Linked DNA regions of Homo sapiens: region 2 is linked to region 1. The links are chromatin contacts, found by Hi-C or POLR2A ChIA-PET in ENCODE. All regions are on one chromosome and are shown on one strand. Each heading gives the region's core, a stretch centred on a gene start or an enhancer-like site at or near the end of the contact. The rest is flanking DNA. Distances are from core to core; before and after follow the strand shown. Region 1 holds the start of SPATA6 (spermatogenesis associated 6). Region 2 overlaps AGBL4 (AGBL carboxypeptidase 4).

What was found. Hi-C counts contacts between places; a loop is a spot of excess contacts on that map. ChIA-PET counts read pairs that join two places held with the same protein, here RNA polymerase II (POLR2A). Pooled maps may share reads with other maps.
Region 2: a loop to region 1 is called in a map of ascending aorta, with 3 times the contacts of the local background. The contact joins the enhancer-like site here to the promoter of SPATA6 in region 1. A Hi-C loop is called at or near these places in 1 of 168 maps with a recorded cell type or tissue (ascending aorta) and 4 of 50 pooled maps. POLR2A ChIA-PET finds 5 or more read pairs at or near these places in 1 of 52 experiments (OCI-LY7).

The regions. Positions count from the first base shown.
Region 1 is chr1:48,470,871-48,475,269 of GRCh38, reverse strand. SPATA6 (spermatogenesis associated 6) reads left to right here and starts at 3,066. Exons shown (of 13, transcript NM_019073.4): 1 at 3,066-3,312. The coding sequence starts at 3,262. LOC124904175 (a long non-coding RNA gene) reads right to left here. Exons shown (of 2, transcript XR_007066074.1): 1 at 4,318-4,399. RefSeq lists an enhancer at 2,735-2,784 and a silencer at 2,995-3,384.
Region 2 is chr1:48,678,409-48,682,541 of GRCh38, reverse strand. The region is part of intron 6 of AGBL4 (AGBL carboxypeptidase 4); the gene reads left to right. Among named protein-coding and RNA genes, the nearest start is that of BEND5, 96 kb to the left of the region's middle. Within about 2 kb of position 2,012, at least 4 of the 41 ENCODE cell types and tissues checked have a DNase peak (open chromatin) inside an H3K27ac peak, as active enhancers do; they include ascending aorta, where a contact is called at or near this core.

The sequences.
Region 1 (4,399 bases), core at 1,817-4,316:
AGGCTGCAAATTTTCCAAACTTTTATGCTATTCTTCCCTTATAATACTGAATGCCTTTAACAGCACCCAAGTCACATCTTGAATGATTTGTTGCTTAGAATTTTTTTCTGCCAGATACCCTAAATCACCTCTCTCAAGTTCAAAGTTCCACAAATGTCTAGGGCAGGGGCCAAATGCCCCCAGTCTCTTTGCTAAAACATAACAAGAGTCACTTTTGCTTCAGTTGCCAATAAGTTCCTCATCTCCACCTAAGACCACTTCAGCCTGGACCTTATTGTCCATGTGGCTATCAGGCTTTTGGCCAAAGCCATTCAACAAGTCCCTAGGAAGTTCCAAAGTTTCCCACATTTTCCTGTCTTCTGAGCCCTCCAAATTGTTCCAACCTCTCCCTGTTACCCAGTTCCAAAGTCGCTTCCACATTTTCGGATATCTTTTCAGCAACACCCACTCTACTGATACCAATTTACTGTATTAGCTCATTTTCATGTTGCTGATAAAGACACACCCAAGACTGGAAAGGAAAAAAGGTTTAATTGGACTTGCAGTTCCACAGGGAGGGGAGGCCTCGGAATCATGCCAGGAGGCAAAAGGCACTTCTTACATGTGGCAGAAAGAGAAAACAAGAAGATACAAAAGCGGAAACCCCTGATAAAACCATCAGATCTTGTGAGACTTATTCACTACCATGAGAACAGTATGGGGGAAACCACCCCCAAGACTCAAATTATTTCCCACCAGGTCCCTCCCACAACACATGGGAATTATGGGAGTACAATTCAAGATGAGATTTGGGTGGGGACACAGCCAAACCATATCACTGGGTAAGCAGAGGTTGCTGTGGGCCGAGATTGTGCTAGTGCACTCCAGAGCCTGGGTGACGGGTAAAACCCTGTCAAAAACAAAACAAAACAAAAAACACCCAAAAAACCCCAAAACAAAACAAAATCCTGGGCAAAGTTCATAAAAATACCATAAAGAGAGAAGATTTTTGTAGTGTCTTAGAATTAATTTATTAACTAACCAGAATACACAAAATTCCTAAAAAAAAGACAAAAATCCTGATAGAATATGGGGTAAAGCATTATGAGCAGATGATTTTTAGTAAAGATAGAAAATCTTATAAGCATATACAGACATGCTCAGACTCATCAGTAATCTGAAAAATTCAATAGTGAGATAACACTTTACATCTGTTATGTTGGGGGAAAACAAGAACCCTTGATAATGCCAAGCCTGGGAAGAATGTGGGGCCATAGTAACCTTCGAATATTGGGAGCATAGACTGGTATGGCATTCTGGATAGCAACTTGGAATTATATGGTCAAACTGAGAATACTCATACTCCATGACAACAATTTATCTTCTGTTCATCACAGACTATATGTAAAATTAAAATACAAACACAAAGTGGAAAGGATATTTGCAACATATAGAGTAGACATATAATTATTATCCAGAGTATATAAAGAACTGAGAGAGAGACCAACAGAAAAGGGGGCAAGATAACTACTTGGCAGTTCAATAAGAGATAATGGAAAGGCTAACAAAACCAAAGGTACTCAACCTCAACAGTACCCAGAGATTCAAGATAAAACCACAATGAAATACCTAAAATACACACATCCAAATATACAAAAGTTAAAAATCCAAACACAAATGTTGCTGATGATGTGGAAAAATAAGAACTCTTATACATAAGCACCAGAAACATAAATAGGTACACTACTTTGGAAAATGGTGTGGTCTTACTTTTTAAAGACCCACATGTGCAAAACCCTAATACCCAGCTAACCCACTCCTACGCTAGTACATGTGCATTAATAGACACAGACTTGTACTACAATGTTCACAACATTGTTAATAATAGCTAAAAATGAAAACAGTGTAAGTGATCATTGATAGTAGGAAGGATAAATCAATCTATATTGGAATACTGTCCAGCAATGGAAAAAACTTCAGCTACACAGCATCACCGGTGGCATAATATTAAGTGGGAGAAGCAAATCACAGAAGAATACATACAGTATTAATACCATTTATATACTATCAATACCGGAAAACATTAAACAATATCTTGTTTAGAAATGCATACATGAATGGCAAAAGGAAGAGAATTATTGTACAAAAGTCAGGGTAGTGGTTACTCCAGGGCGAGAAAGGCAATGTAATCGTTGGGGGCATTTTTCAGGTGCTGGTAATGTTTTATTTCTTAACCGGGTGCTAGTTGTACAGGTACTGTTCACATTATTATTAAGATAAACGTGTTTTATACACTTCTGCATGTATAATGTATTTTGCAATACAAATGATTTTTAACATGATTGGATTGGGCAATCTCTTAGGTTCTTTTTATCTTTGATGGTCTATTGTCAGGCCCTTCACAGCTGGACTTATTGTTGGCACCTCATTGACAGTTCCACTTAAGCAATATGCATTAAGACGCATACATGGGTGAATTAGACAGGAAAATTTGAAGGGAAAAGGGAACGCGCTAACAAAGGGAATCACAGAATAGGAGACTAGGAGTATGGACCATCTGATGCAAGCCCCTCTCCTCAGGGAGGCAACTGGGGTTTAACTTGAGAGCTCCTGGGTTCCAGTCCTGGTTCCGACTTTGATTTGGGCAAGTCTCTTCCCTAATTCCCAGTATCCTTATGCTGGCTTTGTAAACCGTGCCGTGAAATTTAAATAGGAGGACTAACAATAATTATTATTCTTTTACAATTGGGAAAACTGAGGCCACAGTGGGTCGCCACTAGCCCAAGGTGCCATCACCACGTTGTAACTCAGGGGTTCCCTCCGACGGCCTTACAGGAACTCCAACTCCCTGAACAGAGCACCGTCCCATTATACAAACAGCAGCTCCCTTTCGTCCGGCTTTGGGCGCAGTTTGACGTCACAGAAGAGCTGCCTTGCCTCACCCCGCCCCTTCGGAAGCCCCGCCCCCTGCCCGACTCCGCCTCGCTCGGCGTTCGTCAAGCTCCGCCTCCAGCGCTCGTCCCAGCGCGGGTAGCCCTGGAGTGCCCCGCGCGGCCTCTCTTCCGGCCCCGCCCCTCCTGGCTGCCATGACAACGAGTCTGCGCCCCGCGCTCAGCTGCTTCTCCGGCGGAACCCAGGCTGGACCGCGGGCCCCGGCCTGGGGGCCACTGCTGCCACCGCCGCCGCCACCTCGTCTCCTCCCCGTCCCCGCCCAGCCCCAGGTCTCCCCGCCTCACTCGGGCCCGTGGCCGGGGTCACTCCCCGCCGCCCCTCCCCGCACGGATGCCGAAGGTGAAGGCGCTGCAGTGCGCCCTGGCGCTGGAGATCAGCTCAGTGAGTACCGGTAGCGCCTCCCACCCCCGGGCATTGGCTCAGGGACTCCCTCAGTCACCTCCGAGAGCCCGGAACCACCCCCAAACCTCCTTCACCCTCCGAATCATCCCTAGGGAGCGTCGACCTCACGCCCCTTCGGTCCTGCCCCATCTTGTTCTCAGAAGCGCTCTCCCACTCCGGCCACGCAGAGGCCTGACCCCTGCTCCGCTATGCTGGCTTCAACCCGACTTCCAACTTGCGCGCTTTCAGATCGTTCCCAAATCACTTCAGAGTTCTTTCCTCGCTCCTAACTTTCCAGTGAGAGAGAGTGTATGTGCGCGGCGCGGGGGCTTTTCATTCCTCTTTCGGGCTCCAGTTCTCTTAGAGAATTATTGCCCCCGCCTTTCCCAAGTCTGGGGGTGGGCGTCGCATTTCCTCCCGAATCCCTGCAGGCACACCATTTCAGACCAGTTTCAAACCCGCATTAATGAAGGGGCCTTTCTTTATTCTGTCTTCGAAGGAGAATCTTCACATCCAACAACTGAAATGTGTCATTGCGCAAAGTACCTTGCCTTCCCTCCCAGGGCCTTACAGGAAAAACCCAACTCCTCAGAAATCACTTCAGGCCCCTCCCGTCCCCAGACCCTTCCGACTTTGTGCCAGCCATTGCAAGAAAGGCCCAGTCATTTTTATGAGGGAAACACCTCCTTCTCCAACCTTGCAACCCCACCCCTTCACTCTCCAGACTTGCTCAAGAGGATGCTTTCCTCCATCCTCCTGTGGAAGTCCAGCTGGGGCAGAGAACCCCACTCATCCAGTGAAGGGGCTGGACCTCTCCATGCTAGGAGAAAACTCTATTCCCCTTGTTGATCTCAGAAGACTTCCAAGGGTTTTGAACTTCTTCCCCTGCATTCTTTAGAGAACCCTCTCATTCCCCTGTTTAGAGGAATACTCCCGCTTGTCTGTTCTGGAGGAAATCTCCACAAGACCCTTTCCACACCCCGTTTTAGTCCTGCAGGCACAGACCTGTACGGAGTTTGGAACCAAAATTCACCATTCGGTCTCTTCGCTCCTTCTTACTCAGTAAGTCTTCTTATGTATATTGCCT
Region 2 (4,133 bases), core at 763-3,262, 210 kb before region 1:
AGCTACTCAGGAGGTTGAAGCAGGAGGACTGCTTGAGCTCAGGAGGTTGAGGCTGCAGTGAGCCATGATCATGCCTCTGCACTCTAGCCTGGGTGACAGAGTGAGACCCTGTCTCAAAAAAAAAAAAAAAAGAGATGTGCTGTTAACCTGTAAGCAATATTGTTTTCCTCTTTTACCGATGAGAAAACTGAGGGAGTCTTTTCCCAAAATCCAAGCCAGAGAGCCAGGGAAAAGAGTCCAGCATGAAAGCCTAAGTCCCTGGCCCTCTGTATGACTTTGGTCTGCATAACAAATACACACACTGCATGGCTTCAACAACAGGAATTTCTTTTCTCACAGTTCTGAAGACCAGAAATCTGAGATGAAGGTATTGGCAGGGCTGTTTCTTCTGGGCCTCAGCCCTTGGCTTGTAATGGCCATCTTTCCCCTGTCCTCACATGGCCACTCCTCTGTGCTCACACAAGTCTGTGTCCTAATCTCCTTTTCTTACAAGGACACCAGTCATACTGGATTAGGACCCAGCCTCATGACCTCATTTTAACTTAATTATGACCTCATTTTACCTTGCTACCTCTTTAAAAGCCCTGTCTCCTCATACAGCCACATTCTGAGATAATGGAGGTTAGGACTTCCACATATGAATTTGGAGAGGACACAGTTCAGCCTATCACACACTGTCTCTGGCCTGTTGTCTCCTCACTCAGGTCTCTTGACTGCCAGGCCCTCCCCCACTCCCCAGTTAATCCTATCTCTTGGCAGACTTGAGCCAAGAGTGAGGTAACGCATCCCTCAAGGCCTTACTCTGAGCTGAGAGCCCCTGTCCCTGGACCGGGTCTACTGTTTTGGGATTGTTAAGAGACCTGGCAGGAGCCAGGAGTGGGGAGAAGAAACCTAGAAGATTAGTCATCAGCCTGGGCTGATTCCATCAAGGACTTGGGAGGTTAACTCGACCCTGGCTTTTCCTGGCAGAGCTTCCCAAAGAAACCGTCATGATATCCTGCTGCCACTGAGGGCTCTGGAGTCCTGTGGTACTGGTTCCACAGAAAGGGCACAGCTCCCAACCCCCTCACCCCAGTAATCCTCCCTGATGGGCAGGAGCATTTGAGGCTGATGCTCAGTATCTCTGGGCCAAAAATTTGAAAGCAGAAAGAGAAATTTAAGGCATCTTTGGGGGCCTGATGTGGAAGACAGTGGCCTCTTCACACCTACAAGGGCAGGATTCACATGCACTGCACATCTCCTAAGTGCCAGGTGCTGTCTGCACCCCGACTTACTCATTTTATTTCTTCCTCAAATACAATATATCCTTGAGAGGCAGCGGTCCCTATCCCTATTTTACAGATATAGAAATGAAAGTTTGGAGAAGGGAAAATTTGCCCAAGGCCAGATAGTATACCAGAGGATCCAATAAGGAAAGTATTGGTGTTCTAGCCAGTAATTTCCACAGGTTTATCAACACAGGAAGCATCCAGGGCACTAGTTTTAAAAGTGTAGATTCCCATGCCCTGTGTCAGAGATTCTAATTCAGTGGGTCTGGAGTGGGGCCCAGCAACCTGTACCTGTAATTTTAATGAGTACACCAGGTGACTCTCACTCATGCAAGTTTGGGGATTAACGGGTTGAAGAGCATTGCCCCATTCTCTATTACCTGCAAGCAGGAGCAGTGGCCAACTCCTGGAAACAGCTCTGCCCCAGGTTGCACTCTCGCCCTTTGTTCAAGGTCAGTTTCCTTTCCTAGCTGGTAACTTAATTTGATTGCCCCTTTATTGCCTGAATGAGATCCTTGTCACTCACCACAGTCTCCGAACATATATTGATATTTCAGAGCCTTGGGTGCCAAATCCCCAGAGCCGCCTTGCCAAAACTCTGAGTTAAATATCAGCACTTAGTCACGGAGGGAATTCTTCTTCGGCCTTGCCACAAGGTGGCCGTCACCTTTTCAGCATGTGCCACTGAAATTCGTTGTGGTTTTTCTAACTTCCTGGGGCTAAGCTGCTATCCTCTGGGACAGGGTCGGGGAGTGATTGTGTTGAGAGCTGTTTTGTTGTGTGTTCTTTTGTACAAGGTCAGCTTCTAGCAATCATTTTTTTTCTGATCGCCTGGGATTGCTCTCATCTATGAACCTGTACCACAAGAAGCACAATACATCCCAGGAAAGGAAAACAAATAAGCAAACAAAAAGCTCTATCTTGAGCTCTACTCAGTTTGCAAGGTAACGGACACGATCTTACTGATCCCCTTGCAGCCTTCAGAATTGTGCTGCACATTAATTAGAAATCCAGAGCCCTGGAACAAGGGAAACGACTTTGTGCTTCAATTTAATTTGTTCTCATTTTTTGACAGGGTTAAAGTTCATCTTCCCAGTCTGAATCTGAAAGCAAATTATAGCTGCGTCATTTTTATATTGATGTGCCCAGACTAAAGACCTTTGGAAAACATTTCTTCTGGGAATTGATCTGGCTGACAGTGTTTTCTCTCAATTCCATTTAGCAAACACTGACTGCAGCCTTACAATGTGCCAAGAAGTGTGGTGGTTGCCAGGAGTGAACATAAAGGGAGAGGATGCAGTCTCTCCCCAGGGGAGGTGGCCATGGCACAGGAGAGGTATAGCACACAGAGGACAGCAGTTACTAAGCACCGTGAGCTGGGACACACGGCGGCCTCTGGCCGCAGAGATCAGGGTGGGCTTATTGGAAAAGCGACTAACAAATTGGGCTTTAGAAGGTGATAAAAGCAACATAGTAGCTACCATTGCTGACTGCATGACCTGTGCCAGTGCCGTGCTAATGTAGATGTGCCACTTAATGTCACAACCACCTCTGGAATAAGGAGCAGAAGAACTCAGTGCTTGGAGATCAAATCCTGGCTTATCCACTGGCTAGCCATGTGACCTGGAGCAAGTGAGTCTGATTATCAGTCTCTTGCTCTGTGAAATGAGGGTGACAAGAATGACCCCACAGGGTGGTTGTGAGAATTAAAAGAAATCACCCACACTGATGAGTGCAGAGGTGGGCTGGGAGGGAGAGGTGGAGAGGATAGATAAGGCAGGTTCCCACGGCTGTGGTCACCCATTGAGATCACCCCCACTGTGGCCCTGGTTGTACTGAGCAGGCTTCATCGTCCTAGGCCTGTCAGGCAGCCTTCTCTCTGACACCCCAGTAACAGCTCAAATAATATTAGCCATGATTATTGCTGCACAGCCAGTGGTGTCAGAGCTGGAATTTGAACCCAGGCCTGTCTGACTCAGAGACCCTTGATCTTAACCTCAATCTATTGCCAAGACAACTCAAAGTAGTTGCAAAAGCCAGTGTCTATGCACAGGCCTTCTGATTCTCTTACATTCTTTCCACAATCTGTACAAATGTTACCCTAAAATCAGAAGCCCTCCTCTAAGAACCCTGTGCCCACCCTTCAGGCTGAGCCAGGGGGTTCCCTCTGGGCTCCCCAGTACCCCGTGCTTCCCTCAATCAACTCAGTGAGCACTCAGAATTCCACTGTCAACTTGCATATCCATCTCCCACACTAGACCATGTGGTCCTAAGAGCAGGGGTTGAGAGCAGAGTTTGAACCAAAGTTGGGAAATCACCCCATGTTCAAATTTTCTCAAACAGAAAGTTTCCCTTTAACAGTAGCAGGTAGGAAATGTGTGTTAATAAACCATGGTGCTGGCAGCTTTAAAATATTAATGATTTCTAGAATTGAAAATGCAAATTGCTGTCTGGAACTCCTCCACTTGGCATTAAAGAGAAGGGCTTTGAAAGGACACCATGGGGAACTCAGGAACTGGAGAATGGCCTTGCTAGAAGATGGGAAGACAAATAGACATTTACCACCTTTGTTATTGCCACATTTGCACCATTAAAACGCAAGAGCTAGTCACTGGGTGCTATTTGAAGGCATGGCTTTAAAGTGAGCAGGCTGGGCTTCTCCATCCACTTCAACATTCACATATGGGGTACCTACTATGTGCCAAAAGAGGGCATGTGTGGAGGGAGACAGCTAAGATCCCAATCTGGCCCGGGTCAGCTCAGTCCACTGTGGGCTGTGGTCAGGGCTCTGACCTTGAGCAAAGAGAGGGCATGGGTTCCGGGGAAATTCTCAAGATGTGTGTGAGTGGAAGGGACTGGGATTTT